Regions from separate parts of the Mus musculus genome. Here regions 1 and 3 are each linked to region 2. Evidence: chromatin loops called from intact Hi-C (ENCODE). Cell type or tissue: left cerebral cortex. All regions are shown on one strand.

Region 1 (8,000 bases), 170 kb after region 2:
TTCTACTGTTTTTAAGATAGGCGCTTATGTATCCCAGGCTGGCCTTGGCTATAGAGCCAAGGCTGGACTTGAGTTTCTTATGTACCTACCTGTATCTCCTAAGTGTCAAGAATTAAAGCATGTACCACTTATACCTGCCTATTGCCTTTCTTGAATTAAAAAAAATACATAACAAGAGATATAACAGCATATGTTAACAGATGAAAATGAAAGTTATAAATTCACATTTCAAATACTGCAATTTTCACCATTTTTTTCACCAAGTTTTTTATGATGTATACTGGATAGTTGACATCATATATAGCTTTTGGTTGTTTGTTTCTGGTTTTTCAAGACAAGGTTCTCTGTGTAGCCCTGTCTGCCCTGGAACTTGCTCTTAGACCAGGCTGGCCTCCAACTCAGAGAACTGCCTGCCTCTGCCTCCTGAGTACTGGGGATTAAAGGCATATAACACCACCACCTACCTATAGTTTTTTTTTTTTTTAAGCTAGGATCTCATGTAGCCCAGGCTAGCCTCAAACTCACAATGTAGCTGAGGATGGTCTTGAACTTCTGATTCTCCCACCTCTACCTCCCAAGACTATATGCCAACACATGCATGTTGCTGGGCATCCAATCCAGGGCTTCACATGGTGCTGGGCATCCAATCCAGGGCTTAATACTTGCTATGCAAGCACTCAACCAACTGAGCCTGAGTACACGATTTTATATATGTCCGGTTGGACCTGCAGTGGACAACTGTTTATTCTTTTCCTGGAGCTATTGCTCTTCAGGCACTGCTTTGGACAAATTCAGTCATACACACAGGCTTGATTATTGTCTTTGTAGCCATGATTATCTACTGCAATACAGTTTCACAAGGTTCCAAGTCAGCTGTATCATCCATTCAAGTTTTGTCCTGTTCTGCATGTGTGTGGGTGCATGTACACATATATGCACATAAGTGTGTGAGCATGTGGAGGTCAGAGGTCAACCTTGAGAGTCATTCCTCAAGAGTTCTCCATCTTTTTGAAATCAAGTCTGTCACTGGGACCTGGGAATTGCTGTTTCAGATAGATGAGTGATCTTCCTGTGACCGACTCCCTAGCACTGAGATGATGAGCATATACTGCCACACTCAGGTCCTCACGCTTGCATGGTGGGCACTTCACTGACTAAACCGTAGCTCTGGAGCCTGTTTTTAACACCCCCACCCCTGTTTGACAGATCCTAGCTGTGTAGCCCAGGCTGACCTCGATCTTTTGGCCTCAACCTCCTTAGTGCTAGAGTGGTGTGTACCACCATGGCCAGCTTTCATAATGACTTTTCACTGAGGCTTGAATGCTGGCTTGCCACGTTCCCACTCCAACACTGGTGCAGCCACTGCTTACAGGGAAGGCCAGTCCCAACTAAAATCAAAGCAAAAGCAAACACAAAGACATAATCTGATCCACTTGGCCCTAAGCAAGAATCAACCATATTACTGTTGACTACCCCACCCCATCTCTCAACCAGACCTGGGAAGTCAGTAGATGGGGGTTGGGGTTCCATTTCTGATGTGGAAAAGCAATGATCCCTTCCATATCGGGAACCTTCTCCACAGCTGATACTATCAATCTGAAATAAGGAGGGACCAAAATTCATCCAGAAGTCATAGCATCATAAAACAAAGGGGCCCACGAGTCACCTCCACATCCAGCAGAGACTATTCAAAAGCTAAATTTAGCTTAGGTTGGTGGGACAGGCCTATAATCTAGCATTCAGTAGGCAGAAGTGAGAGGATTGGAAATTTAAGACCAGTTTGGGCTGCATAGTGGGATCCTATCTAAAACAAACAAACAACAACAACAACAAAATTTTAGCCTGGGGTGTGGCTCAACCATAAAGCTCTTGCCTGGCCTTGGTGAGGCCATGAATTTGATCACCAGTATTGCAAAAACAGACAAAAACTAAGCTGAGTCAGATAGCCAAGATAGGACAGTGATCTCATGGAATAGAGGGAAAGATGTCATATACGAAAATTATTGGTAGAGGAGGGGAGGATTGTGGGGGAAAGAGAAAAATGTATCCAAGTGGCACATGATTCCCACCACTTGAGAGGCAGAAGCAGGAGGACATAGTAAGTTCCAGAACAGTCTAGGCTACTAAGCAAGACCTGGTCTCAAAAAGAGAGACTGAGTGAGAAAGAGAGATCAAGAGCACATTGGGATGCAAATTCAAAAGCTATTCATCTTAAGTAAACGCCCCCAGTTAGTCATCGACTATGAAATTATTTCTCATGATACTCCATAAGCAGATACTTTAACAACACCATCTCGCAGAAGATGGAAACTGAGCCCAAGAGCGTCTTCAAGGTCACAGGACTAGTAGAAGGGGTTTTAAAGCAGGTCATGTGCCTCCAGAATCCAAGCTTTAAATTGCCTTATGCTGTGCTGTCATACAAACTTTGAGCTGGAAGGTGGTGGCACATATCTTAAGCCCCAGCAGTTAGAAGATAGAGGCAGGCAAATCTCTGTGAGTTCCAGGACAGCCAGGGCTACATACAGAGAAACCCTGTATCAAAAGAAAAAAGAAAGGAAGCAAAGAAGGAAGGAAAGAGAAAGGAAGGAAGGAAAAAAGAAAAGAACTCTGGAAAAATACAGAGACATGAATACTATATAGATTGACACGAGTGGTCACATGCTATCCTGCTGAACAGCATTAATGCCTTGTTTGTCTTTTAGGTGCATAGATTATGTTCTCCAGGATATATAACTTTAAAAAATCACATTCTACATCTTGGTCTATAATCTTCCTTAAGGCTATTTCTGTACACACAGCTTATAATCGTTATTTTAAAATTAATTTAGGCTGCTTCCAATGTTTCTCCATGACAGACTTCTGCCTGTCACAGGCAATGGGATGATAGGCTTTAAAAAAAAAATTCCATCTTTTGTACCCCATCAACTACTGCTGCAAAAATATAAACAAACAAGTAAGTAAGAAAAGCCATTAGGGAGTGCAGGTCTGTGTCAGTCGGAGAGAGGACGGAAGAAGGCCATTATCTAAACTCCCTCTGCTGTCCCTTTGTCTAGAATCCCCAAAGCAAAAGCCCACGCCAAAGAACTGCAGTGGCCTGAGGCTCGCACTGCGCATGCACAAAAAAGTGGGCGGGGCGAGAGAGAGCAAAGAACAAGTGCAAATGAGGGCAAGTAAAAGCTTTGAAGAACAGAATAGAGGCTGCGCTTTCTCGTCTCTGGGCAACCTTTGTTCCCGCCTCCCCGTAAGGCTTCGGCTTCTCATTGGTCTAACATCTCTAGCTCCTATAGGTCAAAGAACCAAAGGACTGGGTCTGTTCCAAGCTATGCCTGATTCTGGAACCGCAGCAGAAATAGTTGATTGTGACGCTGCTTTCAGGCATTGCGGAGGACATACCTGTGGGGCCTGAGGGGTCCTTTTGCTAGCACCGGAACAGTTGCCGGAGAGTTCATCCGCCAGCTTAAGAGATGCCGCCGAAGGGGAAAAGTGGTTCTGGAAAAGGAGGGAAAGGTAGACCTGCCGAGACAGTCATGGAGCGAGCGTAGGGGTGGATGGGGAGAAGGACAGGAGTAGACCTGCAGCTGTGTGGGGTGGGGGAGGGAGGTGATCATAAGCCGGACAGCAGGGCCACCGGGAGCACCCTGAGCCGCTGTGGTTTATGTTTGGGCTTCTTGTGGTAAGGAAAGATCAGTGCGTGAGGAGCTGCTGTGGTTCAGGGTATCCATGAGGTTTCAGTGCAGGGACCCTCGTGGCGGGCAATAGAAGCTGCTGGGGATGGTTCCTCGTGACCTGGGGTTTATTCCCACTAAAATTGAATCTGATGAAACGCCAGCAATAAAAGGAAGCCTACACTAGTGATCAATCTAGTCCATCTAGGCCTCTTAACAACTAACAGGACGTACCTCCCCCCCCCTCCCCTCCCCTACACACACACATGAGGAGGGACTCGCTTCTTGAAGACCGTTGTTGGGGACAACATTGTGCTTTCAGGCTAGAAAACTAAGACAACTCTTATTCATCGCTGGACAATGTGGGGAAGATAGTAGCCTCTAAGTACTGTGCCGAATGTAGTTGTGAGAGTTATGTTATAGAAGGTGGAAAGAGGGTAAAGAAACAAACTGGAGATACTTTGGGCAGGCTGAGATAAGCAGCAGCAATAGGGTAAAGAGTCCTCAACCCGGAGAGGCCAGCCCCAAAGGCAGTTTAGTATAGCATCGCTGAAGTAAAACTTCAAAACAAATAAGCAAGTTGGGGAAATTAAAACAGAAGAAAACTAAATCATGAGGTGTGCTGTATATGGTGTTAATTAAGGTTGGTTAGGGGCCAGGAGGTCCTTTAAAGAGATGATTTCAAGCCGGGCAGCGGTAGCGCACACCTTTAATCCTAGCACTTGGGGAGGCAGAGGCAGGTGGATTTCTGAGTTCGAGGCCAGCCTGGTCTACAGAGTGAGTTCCAGGACAGCCAGGGCTACACAGAGAAACCCTGTCTTAAAAACAAACAAACAAACAGAGAGGGGAGAGTAGTGAGGGAGAGAGAGAGAGAGAGAGAGAGAGATGATTTCAGTAGTTCTGGTAAGAGAGAGAGTTGGCCTGAACTAAGATTGTGGTTGTAGGAACCCAGAGAAGAGACAAATAAATGGAGTGTAGTAGAGTGATACCCCAGAGGTCCAAGGAACCAAGATGTTGTAAAGAAAGGTCTGAGAAATGGGTGAGGCACTGCAGAGACATGCCACAGCAGTGGGAGGCTGAGGAGGACCTGAGTGTGAGGTCACCAGGGGTACACTGTCCTTTAGCTGCTCAGCTCCTGTTCATCCATCAGGTGGTACCTGGCTAGCTGACATATGTGTTCCCTTCCACAATTTCTCGCTTGTCGGACTCTCAGAATGTGGTCTCTCTTCCTCACTGGGATACGAGCTCCTTGGCTGCGGCTTTGAATCCTATTCACTGTGTACCCCCAAGAACTTGAACTGGGGAATTATTTAGGAAACAGTTGTTAAACTAAATACTTAATTTAATCTTAGACACCTTGGCCTCTAACACTTAATATGCTGCCTTCGACACAAAACTTAAAAGAAGTAAGATGTGCTACCAATGCTTGATAGCCTGAATGTAGCAGATTCCAGGAGGATATCAGTAGCTGTTGTGGTAGACTGAAGGGGAAAAGAATGCACACACACACACACACACACCAAGCACTCTGAAATAAAACCAAACCCCTCAAAATGCATTGTTGGAGATTTTGCATGTTAGAATTTCAGGTGTCAAACACACTGTCACAGAATATAATAGAAATTGTATTATTTTATATAATGGCAGTGTTAAGTTAGAAGGCAAGATTTGGAATGGAGTCTAAAGAATCTGGCCCAGGCTTCTGGAGTGCCTGCATCCATGCCCACACTCATTTCTTTATCTGTTTTCTGTGAAGTATTTTGTTCGGCACATTTCCTGTTATTAGAGATGAGTCACAGAGTAAGTTAACTTGATTGCATGACTCACCATGTAGCCTTTTGGAACTTGGGGCTGTAATGGATGGGTTACCTTGTGTTATGAGTTGGACCTATCTATAAATGTCAAAGTACAGTCGAAATGAGTTCCTATCCTCTCTTTTCTAAAGGAGGTGCAGCCTCTGGGAGTGACAGTGCTGACAAGAAGTCTCAGGGTCCTAAAGGTGGTGGCAATGCAGTAAAGGTGAGTTATCTTATGTGTCTCCTCTTTTCCATGTAAAGTATTAGTAAGTGGGTATGCATAGAAAAGACAGTGTGAGTAACCTGTCCTTATCTATGAGGCTTAATACTAAGTTAAATTCAAGATGATACAAAACTGGAAACCAAAAACCAGTCTCACTTTTAAAAGGTAGAATTTTCACACTTCTAGCACTGTTCCTTTAAATGTGTTAACTTAGCGACTGGGGTTTCAGCCTCGGTCATTAAAGTGCTTGAGAAAAGACCTAAGCCTAGTTGGTGAGTTTCAATCCAGTGAAAGACCCTATCTCAAAACGAAAAAGGGGGTAGATGGCACCCTAGAAAGGATTATCTTCTGACCTCCAGATGCACATGCACACACATTTGTTACTTTGACCATGGGTGGGAGATAGTCCCTGTCTTGGTTAGGGTTTTACTGTTGTGAACAGATACCATGACCAAGGCAAGTCTTATAAAGGACAACATTTAATTGGGGCTGGCTTGCAGATTCAGAGGTTCAGTCTGTTATCAAGGAGGGAGCATGGTAGCAATCCAGGCAGGCATGATGCAGGCAGAGCTAAGAGTTCTACATCTTCATCGAAGGCTGTTAGCAAAATACTGGCTTCCAGGCAGCTAGGGTGAGGATCTTAAGCCCACACCCACAGTATCCCACCTGCTCCAACAGGGCCACACCTCCTAATAGTGCCACTCCCTGGGCCAAGCATATACAAACCATCACAGTCCCCAGATTATTACTGGAAGCGCTTAAGCAACCAATCCCATGGGAGTGTCTGCAAACAGAACTGTACTACTATGGCTATCTAACAAGGAGTTTCCATGTTTGGGTCAGGATACAGGAGGTAAAAGAAAATAGATTTCATTGCTTCTGCCTACAAATTCAACCATACACATGCAGCATAAAAGGGGGAGAGAAAGATGGAGAGAAAATGTGAACTGAGCTGTTCTACTCAGTAGACCTATGCCTCAGAAATATAGCAGAAGATGAAGTAGTCATTGTTACAGTCTGGAGTGGGAGGCATCTGGCTCTGTTGGGCTTCCTGAAAGCTGGCATGTTGGTCTTCATAATGGATAAGGTTATTTGGGCTATGTGCACTCTTTACTGAGTTGTACTGACGATCAAACCTTCCAACCTATGAGACTACTGTAGCACATATAGCTTCAAGTAGCCATCTGGTCCCCTCACAAAGAGCCAAGTCCAGTATGGCACTATGGTAGATAAATGGAAAAGAATGGCATGTAATTAAGGTAGGAGGGTAGATCAGGATTAAGTTTTTATTAAGCTTTTTGTTTAATGCCTTTATATTTTAGCCTGATTCCCTCAATAGTAACATCTTCTAAAACTATAGTTCAATGGCATGGTCAGAATACTGACACTGATTCAGAATATTGAGCTACCCCTCAAGCCTTCCACCCTATATAAAGAGCCTCCTGTTGCTCCTTTATTTTTGTAAAGATTTATTTTTATTTATATGAGCACACTGTCACTGGCTTCAGACATACCAGAAGAGGGTATCAGATCCCATTACATATGGTTGTGAGCCACCATGTGGTTGTTGGGACTTGAACTCAGGACCTCTGGAAGAGCAATCATTGCTCTTAACCGCTGAGCCATCTCTCCAGACCGTGTTGCCTGTTTATAACTTTATAACTCCTTCTGCTTTTACCCCAACACATACCTTTTTTTTTGTTTTTTGGTTTTTTTGTTTGTTTGTTTTTTGAGACAGGGTTTCTCTGTGTTGCCCTGGCTGTCCTGGAACTCACTCTGTAGACCAGGCTGGCCTCGAACTCAGAAATCCACCTGCCTCTGCCTCCCAAGTGCTGGGATTGAAGGCATTCGCCACCACTGCCCAGCATACTTTTTCTTTTTGAGACAGTCTTCTTTTGCCCAGGGTGGCCTCAAGTTCATTATGTAGCAAAGGATGGCTTTGGATTTATGACCCACCTGTTTCTACCTCTCAAATGCTGGAATTAGAGGCTTCTAACCTATCCCTGTCTTTCTATCCCATTTTGAGTGAGTTTTTTGTTATTATTATTTTGTGTGTGGGGTGGGGTTGTTGTTTTAAGACAGAGTCTCACTGTGTAGCCCTGGCTATCCTGAAACTTACTATATAGACTCGGCTGGCCTCAAATTCACAAAAATCACCTGCCTCTTCCTTCCAAGTGTTAGAACTGAAGGCGTGTGCCACTATGCCCAGTCTTTAATACTTTCAAGAATGTAACATTGGATGGAATCATATAGTTTATGACCTTTGGCGAGTGTCAGTGTCATTTTCTGGTGGTTCCATTGCGGTTGTTGTGACAA
Region 2 (8,000 bases):
TAAAGAACAATTATTCATCTTTTTTGTGAATTCTTTTGAGCCACAGTCTCAGAATGTAACCCATGCAGGCCCTGAATTCAACGTTCCTTCTATCTCAGCCTCTTGTTGGCAAGAATGACAGGCCTGGGCCCCAATTTCCTGATATGAACAAGTTTTGATGATCAGATACGTGGTCTGGGTTATATGCCCAGCTGTAGATTTGAGTTTGAATTTCTCTTCTTTTCCTAATTTTCAGATTTTTAAAAAAGTTTATTATAGCCGGGTGTGGTGGCACATGCCTTTAATCCCAGCACTTGGGAGACAGAGGCAGGCAGATTTCTGATTTCGAGGCCAGCCTGGTCTACAGAGTGAGTTCCAGGACAGCCAGGGCTACACAGGGAAACCCTGTCTCGAAAAACCAAAAAAAAAAAATTTATTATGGGTGTTAGACATGATCATATGACTCTTTCTTCTTTAATATGCTAACAATGAACTAAATCTTTTGTGTAGAATTACTGTAAAATTCTCTGCACAGTTGGGGGAATTTATCAATACAACCACTGAACCTGGATATTTCTGTTTTGAGTTTTAAACTTTAAATTTGCTTCTCTCATTTTTTATTTTTATTTTTTTAAAGCTCAGATACAATTTTATTATAGCTTAAAATGAAAACCCAAAGTCAGGCAAGTGGCAGACCTCAGAAGCTTCCCAGAAGAGAATGAAGGGGAGAAAGGGGTGCAACTTCAGTTAAATGCACACGGAGATTACCTTATGATAGCAGACAGCTACATGGTGGGACAGGGGCTCTATAGAAAGAGAAAAGAAGCCCATTGTGTTAGGAAAAGCATAGATAGAACAGAAGTAAAAAGAAGCAAAGTCATACTTTCCTGAGCAATTCAGAAAAGCAGACTAGCTTAGGAAGTAGTGTGGCTATGCTCTATAAGAGACTGCAGTAGGGAAATCTGGGAAGGAAAAATACCATATTGCATTAAAGGGATAATTATTCCTCCTGTTTCTTTAGCATAGTATAAGGTCATCCTGCCTTCTGGGGAGTGGTCTTGCCTTCCTGAGGGATGGTCGCTTGGCCAGGTGATTGACCCAGCCAACTGGAATGTGAGGTCCCCATTCAGGCTAAAGATCTATTCTCTTGATCAGAAGGAGTTTCCTTTAATGAGGTCTTTCTCGCTACTCTAATGATACCCCTGCCCCCATGAAGAAAGAGGCAATCCTAAAATCATTAGGAGGTAGGCAGAAAATAGTGCACAGAACCCATTTACACCATGAAAACTTAGTTCTTGTTCCAAAACTGTCCACCAGAAGGGGCCGATGACACTGGAAGAACTCAGTGCAGAGATTTTCAAGTCTATTCGTCTATCCCTAATACAGTAGAGTTGGAAGTCTATACTCTTTTTTTAAAGCCTCGTTCACTTTATCCCAGTTATCAGTGTGCAGTTCCCACTGCACTCTAAATGCCTACTGCTATGTCCATACCACAATCCATTAAGTACTCTGGATTTAATACTTTGTATAGGGAATTGTCTTTCACTTTATTTTCTCTAAAGTGTTTTTTTTAGCATTCTCTTTGCATGCTTCCTGGCTTTAGAATGAGTTTGTTGAATCCAATGAATAATTTCTGTGGCAATTTAGCTGGAATAGTAGTGAGCTTATAGACTGCTTTAAGGAGACCAGACATTTTTTTTCCTCCTTCGTGCAATGTTTTTCTCCTTTACAAAGACCACCAAAGCCTGCAAGAAAGGGAGCCAGGGCTAAAGAACACATAGAACTCACCTCCCTGACTTACGCCCTCCCCTTATTTGTGTCTGTTTGTGAAGGCCTGAACTTCAGACTCCTGAAGTTAAATATTTATTTTAAATCTTTAACAGGCCGTGAACGCTTAGTCTGTTTTTCAGTAGTACCCACGAATAGAGACAATACCTTCTTTTCCTGATCACAAAGAAAAAGAAGATGTAGTCACGTGCATACCTAGTTAAACACTGTCAGGAAATGGTGGGGTGGTGCCTTTCTAGGTAGAGCTCAGGCTGACAGAAAGTCATGGTGGGTGGGGTGGGTGGGAATACCAGTGGATGCAGAAGCATGAAAGGTTACTCATGTCTAACTTTTTTTCTGTGGCTCTAGAGCACCATGTCCGTTCGGTGGTGCTACTAGCCACAGGTACCCACATGGAAACCAAATGGACCTCGATGCTTGGCTCAGGCTGGAGCTGTCTGAATGATTCATCAGGCTCTCTCAGGGTCAAACCTTAGGTCTACAAAGACCTTCAGCATCACGGGGAAGCAGTCGTTAGCTACAGCTTTCCACACTTTCCTCAAAGGGAACAGTAGGACCTGGATTAGGGTTTCTTTGGCTTCCACAAATGCTGTCTGGGCAAGCAGTGCTGTGCCTACCTATGTTCCATTCAGCCCAGAGGATAGGCCGTGCCCTCACAAATCTGGATTCTCTTCTGCATGTTTATTGTCTCCAAAGCAGAGGTGGGACCTTAGCTGCAGGCTGTGATCTGTGTTTCTTACAGTCTAAGGAAACAAGCAATATATTACTAATAAAGAAAATAAAACAGGCAGTGGCAAACACCAGAGGCGGGTGCAAAGGCGATGTGGACTTTAACTGCATAACTTTTTGATCTACTAGTAAATCCTTCTTAACCCCAGAGCCATGTCCATGTCATGCACTTGATTCAACTGCACATCCTGCCAAGGTTCCAGGGTCATCTTAGTTGCCTCTCTCTCTCCCATCTGTTCCAATTTCTGGTGCACATTCCTAACTCACAGCTCCTGCTCCTATTCCCATGCTTAGGTCTTGTTTTGCTTTGCTTTAGAAACAGTCTCACTATTATTCTTAACTATGTTGCTCTGGCTGTCCTATAACTCACTTTGTAGACCAGGTTGGTCTCAAACTCAAGGAGATCTGCCTGCCTCTGCCTCCCAAGTGCATGTGTCACTATGCCCAGCTCTGTGTCCCGCTCCTTAACTCAAAGCATTTCACACACTCAAGCCCCACACCTGTCTGCCTTTCTCATTAGGAGCTATTTTACAGCTTTTAATTTTGAAATGGTAAATGTTTGCTATAATGCTTGAATTTCAAAGTCCTTTATGACATCATCGTTTAACTGACCCTTCCTGAGTGTGTCTGGTGTGTGTGAGTGGAGGAGGGGTGCAATTTGATGCTGTGGAAAGCCCATCTCACCTGAACTTTGGAGTCACACATAACTGAGTCATATAGCCCCTCCCCTATTCTTTAGCGGTTTGTTCCCTGCCTTCGCCCCCATCTTCCCCTGGTCCTCAGTCTCTATCCCCATCAGAAGTTGTAATGAATCGACGCGAGGTTCTGGTGTGTGTGTGGGGGGGGGGGTGAATAATGCTGGGGTTCATACAGGACTGGGGCCCAGGAGGGCAGAGCAGGCCAAGTGTGCCCCGGCTGGTTTGCGTGAGCAGAGCAGCTCTGTGCAGCTCCGCGCGTCACCAGGCGCGTGCGGAGGCGGCAAGAGCGGCGGGCGGTGAGTCATGGTCCCCGCGCACCTCCGGAACTGGAGGCTGCTTGGCGCAGCACAGCCCCCGCCTAGCTCCCTGCTCCTCCCCGCTCCTGGGGCGGACGGGCGGCATGAAAGCCTGATGCCGGGCGGCAGAGGGCGCTGCTGTGCAGCTGCTGGCAAGCCAAACAAAAAAGGCTGGAGCTGCCTCTGGCTGGGAGGGATGAACAGCAGCCCAGAGGCGGGGCGAATGGGGGAATGAATGCCAGGGCAGCCTTGCTGTTTTTAAGAGAAAGGAAGTGTACTTCAGAATGATTCATCCCTGCACAGAGTGATGGGGCAGTGGATCCCCCTACCCACCGAAGGAGAATGCCTTTCTTGCTTAGCCTAAGCTGTCTAAAGTTAGCAGCATTATCCATTCCTTAGAGAGGGTCCCTGATAGAGCGGGTTACCTCTTTTCAAAATGGATCTGCCCAAGGGACTTAGCCTGCAACCTTCTTTCCTCTGATGATTGCCACTTGAGGAAAGTGGCCTAAGATTTGAGCTGACAGTAATGCAGGGCAAGAGAACGTGCTCTACTTATCGGTGACCAACGTCCCACTGTCGTCGTGTTTTTTTTTGTCTTGAAATTGCTCTGTGTGTGTGTCCTTGAGCTTTTGCTCAGGGTAGAACCCAGAGCCTTGTGCATAATAGATAAGTGCTATTCAACTGAGCAACATCCCCAAACCCAAACTTAAGCACCATCATTCATTCATTCATTCACTGTGAACATCTTCACAATGTTTGAAAGCCAGTCACAGTGCAGAGAAGGAAGAGAACCAAATGTTAAAACAATGATCCTTAGCAGAAAACAGCTTATGCTTGACCCGGGACACCTAAGTAAATACATGCAAGAGCTTCATGCTGCACCTTGGAACTGAGTTGTTTTGGTCGCTGATGCATTCTGGGAGCACACAACAGTTACTGACACACAATAGACACTCATTTGTCCAGGGAATGCTAGAGACGTTCAGGAGAGTACATGGGACCCAGAAGAGTCCAGGATGAAGATGTTAGCCAGATGGAGATTAAGACAGAGAGAAAAGAGCCTTGGCAAAATAGAGGTCTCCATCCTCACCTCCCTGTGCCTCCCTTCCCTCATTCAAGGAGAAAAGCAGAGACCTGGCTCTGAATCTAAATGTGCTTCCAGAAATGAGCCCAAGTGTATAGGTTAGGGCCTGGCCAGAGCTTCTGACCTCTGACTTAGCTCGGCTTCAGATTACAAACTTGCCTATTTTCCGTGCTCCTCTCCCCCCCCACCCCCTCACTCTGTCTTCCCTCAAACTCCCCTAGAATAAATTATCTATGACATGAAAGTCTGTACTTGTGTTTTGTCATGAGGTTTATTTTTTGTATTAATTGTATTTCAAAATAAAGGCTTTGTTGTTTACAGATCTTTATACTAGCACAATTTTGCTGTAGGAAAACAAGTCAACACTTTTGTACTAAGAATAAAATAAAAATCCAGCCATAGTTTCACCGTCCAAAGTAGTGCTTGGCGTTTGGAATGCTTCCATTACAATTCACACACACTGGCACTCATCCAGTTAGAACTGGTACAGACTGAATCTTATGTTCCTAAGAAAAACATGAGCTTGGACAGTGGTCTCTTGCCCTCTATCAATAACTCTGATGGCAAGACGTTTTGGCTGAGAATCCCAAACTTGATTCTTTAAGCAGCTGAGGCTCCTCAGTGTAAGTCCTTGGGAAAGTTCAGAGAGCTTTCTCTGAGCCAGTGCTGTTTCCACACCATGGTATGGATGCCTCCCTAAGTCTATTTCAGAGGGCCACAGGAAAGAAGTGCTGAACTCCTTGCTGGGAGGGAAAGGTGGAGAAGGGACCTATTGCCCCACTTGTCCAAGGGAGAATCCCTAAAGCAAGTCCATAACCCTGGGTAACTTTTTGGGAAGCTGATTTTCTCAGCTTCTTTAACGCTTCAATATAAGTATGGGAACTCTTTTCTGTCTTTAGTCCTTGCCTTTCAAAGACACACACACACACACACACACACAGTCCCTGCTTTCAGTGTAACACGTCTTCATATCGAAGGAGCTTAGGTGAATAGTCTAGAGTCAGACAAGGGGTCAGAGATAGATTTGAGACTGGAACATCCTTTCAGACAGTTAAGCTAAAGTGCTCTTAGGTGATTCCTCTATTCAGAAGCTTTTGAGACACCCTCCTCCCTGTAGACTGGAATGGATGATGCTGAGTCTGACAATCAAGGTCCTCCATGGCCTCTTGATTCAGCTCAGCTCTTCTTCCCAGACTGACTTTTCGCTTCCCAGGATCCTCTTCTTCACTCTCTTTCACCATGCTTTAGAGTTCGCTTGTCAGGGTGCCCGAGCTCTCTGAGTTTCTGGGAGATAGGGTGAGAAAGGACTCACTCCATTTCTCAGGCTGGCCTTGAACTTAAGATGTCTATTATGGCTAACATTGATTTTGAAGTTGACAAGATCTGGAATCAGACATTCCTTCCGTCACATTTAGCATCCTCAGTTTCTAGAAACATTGAGTCAAATGAATCCCCCACTTCTTTTGATTATGGGACACTGGGTCCTCAATGCTGCCTCAGATCACCCCAACTCAATGGTCTGTGGCAGCTCACACACAACTGCTTTTTGCACCAACAAAGTCCAACCTGGCTCACTGCTCACTCCATGACCTCCTTTCAGATTGTGTCTTTATAAGCAAGATCTAGGCTCCTGGGAGGGGACAGGACTTAGTCTTAGTCCCCTCTTTATCCTTCACAACTCAAACATCTCACTTTGTCCTTCCTCCACCCTCTCATGGCTTTTCTTTCTTTTTTCTTTTCTATTTTTAAAGGGTTATTTAGTTAATTAGCTTTTCTTTAGGCAGGTCTCATTGTAGCCAGGTAACTATGCTGCCAAGGATGACCTTGAACTCCGAGTCTCCTGCTTCCACCTCCCAAGCTCAGGATTACAGGTGTGCACCACCACTCCCAGCCTTCATTTCTTTTTGGAAATCCAAATGTCCTCTCCCTGCCAGGCATGGGATGGCGGGAAGGCCAAGAGCTCTAGATGGTTCTGATCGACAGGGCACTTCAAGAATGTGAGACCAGAAAATTGATTTTGGGCCCCGGCCAGTAAAAATATTTGTAAAAATGGTTGGCAATTAGGTGGGGCCCACCCATTCCTAGAGCAGATAAGGAGGAGGTGTGTGGTGCTGAGGCTGACTTGAAGAGTCCTGGGGACCAGTGAGAAAGCGAAGGAGCATTGTTCGCATTTTCCAAATGAGCACATAGAAAGGGAAGTCGTGATTATGTAGCTGTTGAAAACAGCATTTCCACTCGTTACCTGAAACAATAGGCGCTGGGAGTGTAGCTCTGAGAGGCGGTGATGTCATGGGAATAGCATGAAACAAGCTGCTTGCAGACCATGACTCTTTGACCTGGGGTTTGGTCCCAGCTCTACCTCTGTTCTTGCTCACTGTTAAACCTCGCTGGGCTATTTCCTTGGCTTAGACTTGGTTTCTTCCTCTCTGATATGGCAAGGTAGGCAGAAGGGTGGTATGTGAGCAGCTTGAACTGTCTGCTTCTTCTAACGCCCTGGGCATTTGAGGTATGTGACAGAGAAAAGCCCAGATCAGGGAAGTACTCTTGGAAGGCAAGACACAGACAAGGTGGCTAGAGAGGTGACAAAGCCTGGTGGCTAGAGAGGTGACAGGGCCTGATCCAGGGTAGGGCCGGTGGTTTGATGACTGTGAAGCTGACATGTTCTGACAGGAACTGACTGAAAAGGTTCTAATAGGAACTGGCAGGAGAAGGGGAGGGGGTGACAAGAAGGATGGAGATTTCATTTGCCTCTGGAGCCCAAGTGAAAGTAATCTCGAGTCCCAGGTTTAGCTCTGCCTGCACATTAAGAGGTTTCAAGCATGTCCTCGCCTCCCTTGGGATCTCAGTGGCCACATGTGTCCAGTGACACCACCCAAGTCATAGACCACCACAACAAGTTGCAAGGGCTTCAGGTTCCAAATTACCTACTAGTTTGCAGGAAATGTCTGAACTCTGTTTGTTTGTCCTGGCTTTTGATTGTTTGTTTCATTTTGTTTTTGAGTTAGGATTCTCTATGGTGCCAAGGTCCTCAAAGTTCTAAAGCTTACATGGGAAGCCTAGGGCCACGGTAGACGTTGTACTGAGAGCCACTGGGGAAGAATAGTGAGGGGAAGCCACAAGTGATGCTAGCAGAAGCAGACTTGGGGACATTCAGAGGTTACACCTAAGGGTGGGCAGTCCCTGAAAAAGAGCTTGCTTCCAGACCCGTCAAAACTTGGCCTATGCAGTATTGAAAAAGCAACCTTTAAAGATCCCAGGTCCCCAAACAATACAGATTGGAGAGCAGTGTGCCTGCAAACCCAAGGCCTCGTGCATGCCAGGCAAGCGCTGATGGGCCCACAGCTTGAACCCTATATTGAAAAAGTTCTTCTTGCACACAAGAACTCAGCTGGAGGTGGGGCTTTGGGTTTGGATAAATGAACTCTA
Region 3 (8,000 bases), 520 kb after region 2:
ATAAGGATTTAGAGAAGGAGATTCAGTGTTGTATGTATTGATAATTTTCTTATTAATTTTCATACAATATTCTTTTCCTCCCCCAACTCCTCCCAGATCCTCCCCATCTCCTACCCATACAGCTTCATGCTCTTACCTGCTGAATGAGTATATTAGCCTTCTCTCTTAAAGCACCTATGCCATCTATGCCAGATAAGCCTTGCCCTCTTACTGATTTTGTTTTATACACAGATACTGATTACTGCTTCGTGCGTAATAAATATTTTCCGCAAGGTAAGGCATGTAACAGCCATAAAACAAACAAAACAAAAACCTGAAAATCAAAATAACCAACTCAGTAAGACAAAAATATACCAGAACATATGCATGTGCGCGCGCACACACACACACACACACACACACACACACACACACACACAGAGTCCATTTTGGGTTGGCCAACTATTCCTGGGTCTGTTCTGGAGTGTGGTTGATATGCCTAATGACACTCCATTGGAGAAAACTGGTTTACAGCTCCCAGAAGACATCAATTGCATATAGCTTCTTGGCGAGTGGTGGGACACTGTGCTCACTTGCCCTTTACAGTGCTGGCACTTTATCCAGTTTAAACTGCGCAGGTCTTTTGTGTGCTGTCACCCCTTTAATCCCAGCACTTGGGAGGCAGAGACAGGTGGATTTCTGAGTTTGAGGCCAGCCTGGTCTACACAGCAAGTTCCAGGACAGCCAGGACTACATAGTGAGAGCCTGTCTCACCCTCACCACACCGTCCCCCTCCGCCCTCCAAGGATCTAGAAAAGGAAGAATAAGTGAATCCATTACTGTAAGGTAGGGCTGGTTAACATATCACACACACATACACATGCACACACACACATACACAAATACAGATACACACACACATATACACAGACACACACACACACATAAACACACAATACACACATACATACACACACACATACACACACACACACACACAAACACACACACACACACACACACACACACACATATTCATCCCACCATTTCCGTGTCTAATGTCCAAACGTTCCTATGCTATTTTTCTCTGGGCTCTTTCCTATACCTCTTCACGACTCCTGCAGCCCCATTCACGTGGCTGTCAAATGCACAGCACTTGTGAGAACTGACTCAGACTCGATGGCTTTTACAGATCAACCTTTAGTATTTACAACTGATTGTTTCCTCTCCCAAAGGCGAAGGAAAAACCAGAACTCCTTCTTTTACTTTATTTCACATTTCTGTCCAACAAGCTTTAGAGATGTATATGTTCTATAAACGTAAGATAGAAACTGGGATAGGAACCAAGAACCCAAGTCTCTTTGCTTTAGTTTCTTTTCTACCGCAAAATTGCTAGTCTAACCTACTGCCTTCAATAGGAATGTTAGCACAATATATCTAAAATGCATTTATAAAAGTAAAAAGTATTACCTATTCTAATTATACACTTCATATTTTTCTTTCAATGAGACTCAAATTCTGATTTAATATAGCTAAATAAATCAGTTCTATGCACACCTGCTTCTCTCCACACAAAATATGCATGTACACAAAACACAGGCACCTGATTATGGGAAATCAGAAATTAGGCCCACATAATGGATTTTCTTTTAACCACCCACTCGACATTTATAGTCCACTTTAAGGGCTCCATGCCTAGAATTGGCAGCTCTAGGAACAGTGAGATCAGTTTGTCTACAGTTGTTCCCAACCTTTTTTGGCTCTGGTACACCTACACTTGCTTCCAAAAATATACCCCACAGTCTGGTGCTCAATGGAATGAAAATCTTCCCTGAGCTAATAGAATATAAAACAGGGGAGGGAACAGACATAGCTCTGTATTTCCGGGTACTCGTACAACACAGTGAGGCAAAGCAGCGGAAAGGACATGACTGGTGCAGCACTGGGAGAAAAGGGGTTTCCAGCTGCTCCCTCGACACACTGCTTTAGGAGAGACTTACATGTATCGATCTCCAGCCACCAGTTTGGTCTTCTCTGAGACAGAGGATATAGTTTTGAAGAGATGGCTAGCTCAAAAAAAGAAAAATGGTGTGGCCAGTAGTACCATTTGAGCATATGAAAACTAATGGGTTTATACAAGGTCAAAAAATCACGCTTTGGGCCCTACTTGGAATGTATTGTAACTGCCTGAGTTAACTAGCTATAGATAATGCCTAGAAGAAAACTGATTTTAAATCAGAAACAAAAATGCGATCGAGGGCATAACTCAGATAAATCGTTCAGTCTCAGTGAGCCGCCTTCAATATTGAGCCTATTCCAAGTTGTGCCCAGTAAGAGGCAAAGATCCTTTATTTCCCTGGGCACTCAGAATTGTTCATAATTTATACCATTGCTCTCAATAATTTTATTTCTTGGGAGTTGAATCTCAACAATTTATGTCATAATTCATGTAATTAACATGCATTTCTTAGAATGTTTTTACTAAATTTTGATAATGCTTATCGTAAAATTTCTTTGCTTTTGAGGGCAAACAGAAATCTTTGAAGTTAAATGATGTTACCTTCTTTATGAATATAAATATATCTTGTAGAAAATTTACTGCAGGGGAGTCCTGGTCAGGATATTAATAATAAGAATTTAGCAACCTCCATGATACTGCTTAGATCAGTGCAGCTTCAACCTTCCTAATGCTACAACCCTTTAATACAGTTCCTCATGTTGTGGTGACCCCAGCCATAACATTAGTGAGAACCACTGGCTTACATGAAACCGTCATCATCTCTTACAAAAAGGATGCTGGAGAGAGCCATGTGCTGCCCCACAGCATTCCTTCATGTAGTATACGCTCTAACCTGTCTACAATACATCCTATATTACCAGAAGATAAAATTTGGCTTTGTGGGGAGCTGGAGAGATGGCTCAGAGTTTAAGAGCACTGACTGCTTTTCCAGAAGACTCAGGTTCAATTTTGAGTGGCTCACAATAGTCTGTACCTCTAGTCCTGGAAGCGGGTAGGAGATGATCTCCCGCCCTCTTCTGGTCTCTGCAGGTACTGCATGTACATGTTGCCTAGATACATGCAGGCAAAAGATGAATACACATAAAAATTAAAAACCTGAATTTTGTAAAATAAATTCATATTTTTATTATTGTCATGCCATTAAGGTATATCAGACAAGACCAGTTTTAAACTGATCTCAATTTATGCCTTACTTAGATTTTTCCCTAGTTTCTAGAACAATTTAAAGAGCCATATCCCTTAATTCTTAAAAGGCACAGAAAATAAAGGTTTGTGGAATTGTAACAAAGGACAGCTAGGAAGTAAATGTAGCTTGCTGGCATCCCAAGTAAGTCAGTAGTATCAACTGTGTAAGAATTGTGTGCATAATTAGATTAAAATTTGAGGACATGGCGGCGGGGGGGGGGTGACTTTTACTTGGTGATAATGACCAAAATATGGAAATCTGGAAAGCCAGGCTGCAGAACAAGTACATGCTGGAAAGCCGGGGCCAGTGCTTCTCTGGGTGCCACCATCTGCTCCTTGCACCAGAGTTCTGGGCTCTTCTTCCAGTTAAACAGAAATTGAGAATGAGAATTCTTACTATTTCAGACATTAGAAAAAGGAGAAAAGAAATCAGTCAGGTACAGATACGGACTTTGAATCTGGATCTACAATCCCCACTTGACTTTCCTGAGACAAGGCGATGACAGCATGAGCTGGCTGACTGTGGAGAACAGAAAGGCTTTCTCCAAGAGATCACGAATGGAAGGCTAGTCCCCCCTCCTTTAGCAAGGAGCAGCTCCAGGAACTATTTGGAATTAATGTTAAAATAGATGCCAGAGGAAAAATTAAACTAAAGCCAAAGAGGTGCTAAGAACCAAAAAAAGAAGACTTGGCTGTCATCCGGCTCCTTTGAAAAGATACCACGAAACAGATTAGAAAATAGATAAAATAACCTAAAATAATACTATATTGAATAATATGAGCAGTACTCTTGAAAACTGAAAATCATGAAAAACAAGGAAAGTTTTAGAAGCTTCAAAAGCCAAGAGGAACCTGGGCAGACATCATGAGTAAATGTATGGCGGCCTGGTTGGGATCCTAGTACTGAAAGAAAAGGAACCCAAAGGAAAACTTAGCTGCTGTCTGAATAGACTGTGGAGTGCAGGTAACAACTGTGCGCCAGCATTGATTCCTTAACGGTCACAAGTGTACCATGCTCGTGTGAGATACTGAATGCAGAGAAAACTGTGCGGGGTATAGGAACGCTCTACGAGGTGCCCATGTTTAAATACCTTCACATTTTTTCTAGTAAGTAAAGTTTATTAGAAAATCCTATTTCTAGGTTATTTGAAATTATTCTATTAATGAAAAAAATCCCTAAACTGAGGGTCCAACTCAGAGGCCTAGATTAAGGGCAGTAAAAGACTTTAACCATGACATGACAACAGGTCAAGGAGTCCACATTCCTCAGGAAGCCAGCACAGATAGTTCCGAATCCAGACCTAAGATCCCTTCAGCGAATGTCAGCAGGGTCAATGATTACGAAGACAATAAAGCTGTCTGCTAAACTTTGCTCATCCCAAACAACTTGAGAGCCCTAAAGCACATTGCAGACAGTAATGCAATCTCTGTGTGCAGAAGTAGAGCTAATGATTTCCATGGTATCAAACAAGCTCAGGAAATAGGACCTTTATCAGCTGTCACTGGCCCAGGAAGTGGAGTGTGGGAGGAGGCGGAGGCGGAGAAGAACACAGGCAGCCCAAGCAGCCACCCAACTTATCCTGTGGTCTGACACTAGCCTTTACAAGAGTAAAGCAACAGACTCCATGACTCTTGCTCTTCTTGCCTAATGATTCTTTAAGAACAAAGTACCATGAATATAATATTTATTAGTAGTTTATAAACTCTGAAGGGTGATTTCTCAAGGGAAATCAGCGGGCCACAGTTACCTAGTAAAACAGATGTCAAGGTGACAATATGTTGATTCTAAACATCCATCCTTCCATTCAAATCACAAATATTTATTAAAGACACACGAAAGAAGTCAGTTCAGGAGAACGCTCTGAACTGATGGAAGAGTTTAGATGACAATTGGACCAATAACTAGAAAAGCGAATGAAGGTAAGAGAATTTCATTTAGAGAACATTCTTGCTTAACCTTGCGCTCCCTCTAGTGGTCTCTTGGTTAAAATGCAATGCTTATGTAACAGCTCAGTCAGTTAATGGTTGATAAGCTCAACTACACTACAAAGGCTTATCTAAGTTTGGGATGACACTAATCTCTTTTCCCTCTCTCCTCCTCTCCCCACCCCAGCCTCTCTCTTTCCTCCCCTCCCCACTATCTCTATGTTCTGATAATTTCATTCAGTCTGTTAAGAGATTATCATTGATTCAGCCAACACATATCGGAGCATACCTTGATAAGGTAGTAGCTAATCTTTGCAGTTTAATTTATTTTCTATTTTCTAAACATTGACAATCAATAATTTGATCGGTAATGACATAAGAACATACCCCAAGGACTAAAATCAGTATTTCTTACTTTTACTTTTCTGCCATCTCTTCAACATTCACACTCATTTGTCCTTATAAACATTTTTATTGAATATTTGCTATATGCTAGGTATGATTCTAGGCAGTGAAGCGACAGGTATAAACAGGGAGGCCCCACTGAGAATGTGGTATGCAAGGACCCAAAGGGACTGAGGTGGCTTTTGGGGGGGGGGCAAGGAAGAAATAGGAATGGCAAGGGCAAAGGCCTAGGGGTGAACACAAGGAGTCAGTGAAGGAAGAGAGTAATAGTTCACCAAGGGACGGGATACAGGAGTATTTGGTAGGGACGAGCAGACCAGAGCATGGACTGTTTTGTTTTACTCTATGTGAAATGGGGAGGCAGCCAGCCAATGCAGCATGACAAGCCAAGGAGTGACAGGATCTAATTTATGTTGTGACAGGGTCACTGTGCCTGTTCTGCACAAAACAGATCAAAGGGACAAGGCTAGAAGCAAGAACACTGTCTGGGCAGCTGCTGTAATACAGTAAGAGAAATGTTAGTAGCTTCCACGGGGAGGAAGAATAAAGACCGACTGTAGACATCTGAAGACAGAATTACTGCCCCCCCCCTTTTTTTTAAGTATCTAAGCGATCGAATGTGACTCATGAGCAGGAGGAGTCAAGAATGACCCAAACATGTTTGGCTTCATAGGTCTCAAGGATGGATTATTTTTTTGATATATACTGAGTTTAGGATATCAACCTGACAACCAACAATCAAGTCACGTTGACCATTCTGTCATGAATCTGAGTCAGGAATCCTCATAGTCCAGATTTCTCTTAGCATTCTTGTCTCCCATTTTCCTACCAGATCAGCTCATTCAACTCTACGTCCATCATTCAGTGGCTTTTCTAAGACCAAAGCACCAAACTTGCCAATATTCCAGCCACAAAACAATTCCAAAGGCCCAAGAATCAAGCAGTCAGATTTACCCCAGCAACGGGGTCCATGTCCTGGTACCAATCTTAGGTTCTTTTCCTGATGCTGTCATAAAATACTCTGACAAAAGCAACTGTAATGGAAAGGGGCTTTATTTTAGCTTAGAATTCCAGATTACAGTTCAGCATGGTGGGAAAGAAAGCCAAAGCATCAGGAGCTTGGAGCAGCAGTCACATTACATCCAGCCAGAATAGGAATGAATGCATGCTGCCTTCCTTCCTCTTCTCTAGTCATCTAGTCCAAGAGCCTCTGAGGATAGTTCTGTTCACAATTAAGATGGGTTTTCCTACATCTATTAATGTAATCAAGATATAACCGCCCGCTCCCCGCCCCTACACAGGCACGCCAGAGGCACATCTCCCAGACAATTCTAGTTCCTGTCAAGTTGATTTAATGTTAAAGTGTTAATCATTACAGTACCTGTACCTGTATATTTTTATGTGTGAGCATGTGTGTGGGTGATGTGCACGGAGGCGCAAGGTTGACATCTGATAGCCTCCTCATTGTTCTCCACATTATTCACTGAGGCAGGGTTTCTTACTGAACCCAGAGCACACTGGATACAGGATACCCACCCTGCTCTGGGGATTTGAGCTCTACTTTCTGAGCACCAGAATTACAGGCAGGCCACCACACCTACTTAGCATTCACATGGATTCTGAGGATCTGAACCTTTGTCCTCATGGCTTGGCAGCAACTGCTTTATTCACTAAGCCATCACCTTAGCCTTGATGTACTTTTTGATTGCTGTTTCCAGCCTCAGCTGAAAACAACATTTCTTCCTACTTAGACAAGGAACTGGGTATTTTTGAAGTTCCCCTTTGTTTTTACTCTCAGCAGTCAAGTCAATGACCCAGGGTCATTTATTTATTCATTGAGACAGGCTCTTACTACATACCCCAGGCTGGTGTCACATTTACAGCAATATTCCTGCCTCTATCCCCAGGTACTGTGATGTTAGGCATGTTCCAACACGCCTGGCTGGTTCACTAAGTTCTACTGGCAATGCCTGCAAGACTGCTCTCTAGCACTATCCTTTCACATCTGCTGTTGCTATCTTTGTTCATGCTTTCATGACCCCTTCTCTGGCCACTGAGCAAAACGGTATGACCTTTCTGCCTTCATCAGTGGGAATGGACATTGTAGTCCAGCAGCTCCAGGGTCAGGAGGTGGGAGCAGAGGAAGAGACAGGGACTAAGTCTTGGTATTTGGGTCTTAAAGTGAATACCACTCCCACACTTGAGAGAGTGCTAATGTTGCATGGGGTAAGCATATGTATAATAGTATTACTGGAACAGTGTCCCCAACACTCCACCAAACTATTTCTTGGTCAACAACTCTGCCAGTGAATCAGGTAGTAGACCAGTTGTGAACCTGTTAGAAATCTGGCTCTCTTCAATGGCACAACCAATCTCTCATTATTCTATCAAAATAAATAAATGAGTATGATAAATAAAATAACTGCTCTCTCTTTCAGATTTTAGTTGCTGGCGCTTACTACAGAGTCCAATGAACTACACCATG

What was found. A loop is a pair of places that touch in the nucleus more often than their neighbours do. Peaks named below come from ENCODE experiments on the same cell type or tissue, not always from the same donor. Only the 100,000 strongest peaks of a DNase experiment are listed, where the experiment ranks them.
Region 1: a loop joins it to region 2, with 2.8 times the contacts of the local background. A loop is called at or near these places in 3 of 42 quality-filtered maps.
Region 3: it touches region 2 in a loop (4-fold over the local background); 3 of 42 quality-filtered maps call a loop at or near these places.

What each region holds. Positions count from the first base shown.
Region 1 is chrX:102,116,058-102,124,057 of GRCm38, forward strand. It overlaps Pin4 (protein (peptidyl-prolyl cis/trans isomerase) NIMA-interacting, 4 (parvulin)), which reads left to right and starts at 3,412. Exons shown (of 4, transcript NM_027181.2): 1 at 3,412-3,507; 2 at 5,611-5,684. The coding sequence starts at 3,465. In left cerebral cortex, a CTCF peak has its summit at 3,087; a DNase peak (open chromatin) is centred at 3,245; H3K4me3 peaks cover 1,266 bases; H3K27ac peaks cover 785 bases.
Region 2 is chrX:101,950,798-101,958,797 of GRCm38, forward strand. All of the region lies in intron 1 of Nhsl2 (NHS-like 2), which reads left to right. Among named protein-coding and RNA genes, the nearest start is that of Gm25828, 42 kb to the left of the region's middle. In left cerebral cortex, a CTCF peak has its summit at 3,621 (motif pointing right); DNase peaks (open chromatin) are centred at 3,571 and 5,087; H3K4me3 peaks cover 233 bases; H3K27ac peaks cover 960 bases.
Region 3 is chrX:102,473,979-102,481,978 of GRCm38, forward strand. All of the region lies in intron 4 of Hdac8 (histone deacetylase 8), which reads right to left. It overlaps Gm32262 (a long non-coding RNA gene), which reads left to right. Exons shown (of 14, transcript XR_003953070.1): 10 at 1-8,000. Among named protein-coding and RNA genes, the nearest start is that of Hdac8, 27 kb to the right of the region's middle. In left cerebral cortex, CTCF peaks have their summits at 3,027 (motif pointing left) and 5,157 (motif pointing left); DNase peaks (open chromatin) are centred at 1,199, 1,746, 3,006 and 5,157.